Regions from separate parts of the Homo sapiens genome. Here region 2 is linked to region 1. A link is a loop called in an ENCODE intact Hi-C map of the cell type or tissue named here. Cell type or tissue: lower leg skin. All regions are shown on one strand. Each heading gives the region's core, and the rest is flanking DNA. Links, peaks and the distances in the headings are about the cores only.

What was found. Peaks named below come from ENCODE experiments on the same cell type or tissue, not always from the same donor. Only the 100,000 strongest peaks of a DNase experiment are listed, where the experiment ranks them.
Region 2: a loop joins it to region 1, with 4 times the contacts of the local background. A loop is called at or near these places in 77 of 110 quality-filtered maps.

What each region holds. Positions count from the first base shown.
Region 1 is chr19:40,973,147-40,976,068 of GRCh38, reverse strand. No RefSeq gene overlaps it. Among named protein-coding and RNA genes, the nearest start is that of CYP2B6, 17 kb to the left of the region's middle. In lower leg skin, for the core only: no CTCF peak of the experiment used is centred there; a DNase peak (open chromatin) is centred at 1,308.
Region 2 is chr19:41,142,894-41,145,815 of GRCh38, reverse strand. The region is part of intron 2 of LOC124904790; the gene reads left to right. Among named protein-coding and RNA genes, the nearest start is that of CYP2F1, 30 kb to the right of the region's middle. In lower leg skin, for the core only: a CTCF peak has its summit at 1,185 (motif pointing right); a DNase peak (open chromatin) is centred at 1,211.

The DNA of each region.
Region 1 (2,922 bases), core at 213-2,712:
TTCTCATGTGTCAGCCTCCCGAGCAGCTGGGATTCCAGGTGCGCACCACCACACCTGGCTAATTTTTGTATTTTTAGTAGAAATGGGGTTTCACCATGTTGGCCAGGCTGGTCTTAAACTCCTGAACTCAGGTGATCCACCCACCGCAGCCTCCCAAAGTTCTGGGATTACAGGTGTGAGCCACCACACCTGGCCAGTTTTCTACTTCTTGAATCATCCACTCCAGTACAGAAGATGGAAGGGATGGAAGACCTCTAGCTGTTCAAAGACCTCAAGCCCAGAAGAAACTTGAATTTTGGGCACACAACATGGGTTACGAGGGTGAGGGAGTCCAGTCTAGCATAATGGTGAGTAATATGGGTTCTGGAGACAGGCTGCCTTATTTTAAATCCCAAATGTGTGACTTTCCACAAGTAACATCTCCTTGAGCCTCAGTTCCCTCTTCCATAATATGGAAATCATGACAGTATTATCTGTCTCATGATGTTGCTATGAGAATTCATGGTGTTATGTTCCTGATATATAACAAGCCCTCAAGTCTTAGTTTAATATTAGTCTTAATATTTTAAGGTTGATAGGAGTGTCTTTTTGTGCCAAGCCTTGCGTTAAAGGATTTCCTACAGTATCACACTGAATCCTCATGGTGTAGGCATCATGATTGCTGTATGTTATACAGAGATAGGTTTTGTTAAAATACTCATTTTCTAAAGGAGGGAACTGAAGGGCAGACTGGTGATGTCATTTATCAAAGGAAATAGAGATTGTAGGTGCTGGAACTGGAATTCTAACTCAGGTATGATTGACGTAGCCTCAAGTCTTCATCACCTCTCAAGAAAACCAGCTTTCTGCCTGGCATGGTGGCTCGTGCTTGTAATCCCAGCACTTTGAGAGGCTGAGGTGGGTGGATCACAGGAGGTCAGGAGTTCCAGACCAGGCTGGCTGACATGGTGAAACCCCATCTCTACTAAAAATACAAAAATTAGCCAGACGTGGTGGCGGGCGCCTGTAACCCCAGCTACCTGGGAGGCTGAGGCAGGAGAATCCTTTGAACCCTGGAGACGAAGTTTGCAGTGAGCTGAGACTGTGACACTGCACTCCAGCCTGGGCAACAGAGTGAGACTCTGTCTCAAAAAAAAAGAAAAAAAAGTAATGAAATGAAATGAATACAATGAGGCCTAGAGCTAATAAATGTCTCAGCTAGGCATGTAGTGAAATGTCTCGACTAGGCAGTGGCAGAGCAGGATTCAAATTCAGGGCTGTTGAGATGCACCCCCAGACTCTGAGCCTGAGTAACCTGTGGAGCTGGAGGAATACAGCGCCACCTGGTGGTAACTTGTCTGTGTCGCTTCTGGCCTGGAAGAACAGCAACTAACACAGCATTTGCTATGTGCCAGCCATTGTTCTAAGTGCTTTACTTAGATTTAATTTTTTCTTCTTCTTATTTTATTTTATTTATTTTTTTATTATGCTTTAAGTTCTAGGGTACATGCACAACGTGCAGGTTTGTTACATATGTATACATGTGCCATGTTGATGTGTTGCACCCATTAACTCGTCATTTATGTTAGGTATATCTCCTGATGCTATCCCTCCCCATTCTCCCACCCCACGACAGGCCCCGCTGTGTGATATTCCGCTCCCTGTGTCCAAATGTTCTCATTGTTCAATTCCCACCTATGAGTGAGAACTTGTGGTGTTTCGTTTTCTGTCCTTGTGATAGTTTGCTGAGAATGAGGGTTTCCATCTTCATCCATGTCCCTGCAAAGGACTTGAACTCATCATTTTTTATGGCTGCATAGTATTCCATGGTGTATATGTGCCACATTTTCTTAATCCAGTCTATCATTGATGGACATTTGAGTTGGTTCGAAGTATTTGCTATGGTGAATAGTGCCGCAATAAACATACATGTGAATGTGTCTTTATAGTAGCATGATTTATAATCCTTGGGTATATACCCAGTAATGGGATGGCTGGGTCAAATGGTATTTCTAGTTCTGGATCCTTGAAGATCCATGTACCCTAAAACTTAAAGTATAATAATAATAAACGTAAAATAATATGGGAAAGGAAAGTATTCCTTTCCTCCAGGGTAGGCAGCAACAAGGTGCCACCTTGGAAGCAGAGAGCAGAACTTACCAGACACCAATCCATCTGGTTCCTTGATCTTGGACTTCCCAACCTCCAGAACCATGAGAAATAAATTTCTAATCTTTATAACTTGCCCATCCTCAGGTATTTTGTTTTAGCAGCACTAACAGCACACACAGGGCATAGCCAAAAGCCCAGAGGACAGGATCAAAAACTATGGAGAAGTTTTCCTGGGCCCTGAAACCTAACCAAGGGGCTTCAGCTGGAGTTTTTCCATCTGGATTTCAAAAGTGCTTTGAGCTGGGCACTCCTTTTTATCTTCCATTTTCCCTCTCTTGAACTTGAATGTCTATAACTCTTATCCTATTGCCTGTCTCATCATTGTATATTGAGAACAGATAACTTGTTTCTTCACTGCTGAGGGTCCACAGATGTCGAGAAATTATACCTAGAAGTTTCATCCACACCGGATTTATATAACGAGATTTGGTACTTGTGAGCTGATTATATGCAGATAAGATTTTAATCTTTGAATTGATGTAATGGAACAAAACTCTTAGGAACCTCAGGGGAGGAATAATATATTTTGCATGTGAAAGGGACATGAATCTTTGAGGGTGGGAGGGTGGACCAAGGTAGGCAAAATTTCTAAAAATGGTTTCACAAGATATTTCACTGAAATATTTCAAGAAATTTCATATTTGGTGCAATAATCTTAAAAACCTATGAATATGATGATATATCACTCTCATATTATTTTATGTTGATAGATATTCTAATTACCGGGATCTGTGATCCTTACACTTTGTACACATGTATTGAAGCATCACA
Region 2 (2,922 bases), core at 181-2,680, 170 kb before region 1:
ACCCTCGAGTGGATAAAGAAAATGTAGTGCAGGCGCAGTGGCTCATTCAAGCCTGTAATCCCAGCACTTAGCGAGGCTGAGGTGGGTGGATCATGAGGTCAAGAGATCCAGACCATCCTGGCCAACATGGTGAAACCCTGTCTCTACTAAAAATACAAAAATTAGCTGGGTGTGGTGGCGCGTGCCTGTAGGCTGAGGGAGGAGAATCACTTGAACCTGGGAGGTGGAGGTTGCAGTGAGCTGAGATGGCGCCACTGCACTCCAGCCTGGTGACAGAGTAAGACTCCGTCTAAAAAAAAAAAAAAAGTAGTAGGTATTCACCAAGGAATACTACTCAGCCATAAAAAGGAACAAAGTAATGACATTTGCAGCAACCTGGATGGAGTTGGAGACCATTATGCTAAGTGAAGTAACTCAGAAATGGAAAACCAAATATCCTATGTTCTCACTTATAAGTGGGAGCTAAGCTATGAGGATGTAAAGGCATAAGAATGATATAGAGGACTTCGGGGACTCAGAGGGGAAGGGTGGGAGGGGGGTGAGGGATAAAAGACTACACATTGGGTATAGTGTAAACTGCTCGGGTGACGGGTGCACCAAAATCTCAGAAATCGCCACTAAAGAAATTATCCATGTAACCAAAAACCAAGTGTTTCCCCAAAAAATATTGAAATGAAAAAGAAAAAAAGGGTGAAAAGTGGAAGGGGTGCCGATTATAACTTACCTGCTTTAGCGGGTTGTTAAGGGGAGGGATTAAATAAATTAATTTAAATTAAATGGGCCGGGCGTGGTGGCTCATACCTGTAATCCCAGCACTTTGGGAGGCCAAGGCAGGTAGATCACGGGGTCAGGAGTTCAAGACCAGCCTGGCCAACATGGTGAAAATGCAAAAAATTAGTAATTTGTATTTTGTAAAAATACAAAAAATTAGCCTGGCGTGGTGGCAGGCGCCTGTAATCCCAGCTACTCGGGAGGCTGAGGCAGGAGAATCGCTTGAACCCGGGAGGCAGAGGTTGCAGTGAGCCAAGATTGTGCCACTGCACTCCAGCCTGGAAGACAGAGTGGGACTCCATCTCAAAAAAGAAAAAAAAAAAAAAAAAGCTAAATCTAAGTAAAGCACTTAGAACAATGGCTGGCCCATAGTAAATGCCGTGTTAGTGTGTTAGTTGCTGTTCTTCCACGTCAGAAGAGGCACAGACAAATTACCACCAGGTGGCGCTCAGAGTCTGCGGAGGCATCACAACAGCCCTGAATTTGAATCCTGCTCTGCCACTGCCTAGTTGAGACCTTTTACTACCTGACTAGCTGAGACATTTACGACATTTACTGGCTCTAGGACTCATTTTATTCATTTCATTACTTTTTTTTTCTTTGAGACGGAATCTCGCTCTGTTGCCCAGGCTGGAGTGCAGTGGCACAATCTCGAGTCACCTCAACCTCTGCCTCCAGGGTCCAAGCAGTTCTCCTGCCTCAGCCTCCCAGGTAACTGGGATTACAGGCGCCTGCCACCACGCCCGTATTTTTAGTAGAGATGGGGTTTCACCATGTCGGCCAGGCTGGTCTTGAGCTCCTGACCTGTGATCCACCTACCTTGGCCTCCCAAAGTGCTGGGATTACAAGCGTGAACCACCATGCCGGGGAGAAAGCTGGTTTTCTTGAGAGGTGATGAAGACTTGAGGCTACGTCAATCATACCTGAGTTAGAATTCCAGTTCCAGCACCTACAATCTATATTTCCTTTGATATATATAAATGACTTCACCAGTCTGCCCTTCAGTTTCCTCCTTTATAAAATGAGTATTTTAACAAAACCTATCTCTGTATAACATACAGCAATCATGATGGATACACCATGAGGATTCAATGTGATACTGTAGAAAATCCTTTAACGCAAGGCTTGGCACAAAAAGACACTCCTATCAACCTTAAAATGTTAAGACTAATATTAAACTAACACTTGAGGGCTTGTTACGTGTCAGGGACATAACACCATGAATTCTCATAGCAACACCATGAGACAGATAATACTGTCATGATTCCCCTGTTATGGAAGAGGGAACTGAGGCTCAAGGAGATGTTACTTGTGGAAAGTCACACATTTGGGATTTAAAATAAGGTAGCCTGTCTCCAGGACCCATCTTACTCACCATTATGCTAGACTGGACTCCCTCACCCTCGTAACCCATGTTGTGTGCCCAAAATTCAAGTTTCTTCTGGGTCCGAGGTCTTTGAACAGCCAGAGGTCTTCCATCCCTTCCATCTTCTGTACTGGAGTGGATGACTCAAGAAGTAGAAAACCAGCCAGGTGCAGTGGCTCACGCCTGTAATCCCAGCACTTTGGGAGGCCGAGGTGTGTGGATCATCTGAGGTCAGGAGTTCAAGACCAGCCTGGCCAACATGGCGAAACCCCATTTCTATGAAAAATGCAAAAATTAGCTGGGCGTGGTGGTGTGCACCTGTAATCCCAGCTACTCGGGAGGCTGAGGCAGGAGAATTACTTGTATTGGGGAGGTGGACATTGCAGTGAGCTGAGATCATGCCACTGCACTCCAGCCTGGGTGACAGAGTGAGATTCCATCTCAAAAAAAAAAAAAAAAGAAAGAAAAAGAAAGAAAAGGAAAGAAAAGAAAAAAGGGGGCCAGACTTGGTGGCTCATGCCTGTAATCCCAGCAATTTGGGAGGCCGAGGCAGGAGGATCACCTGAGGTCAGGAGTTTGAGACCAGCCTGACCAACATGGAGAAACCCCATCTCTACTAAAAATACAACCTAGCCGGGTGTGGTGGTGCATGCCTGTAATCCCAGCTACTCCGGAGGCTGAGACGAGAATTGCTTGAACCTGGGAGGTGGAGGTTGCAGTGAGCTGAGATTGTGCCATTGCACTCCAGCCTGGGCAACAAGAGTGAAATTGCATCTCAAAAAAAA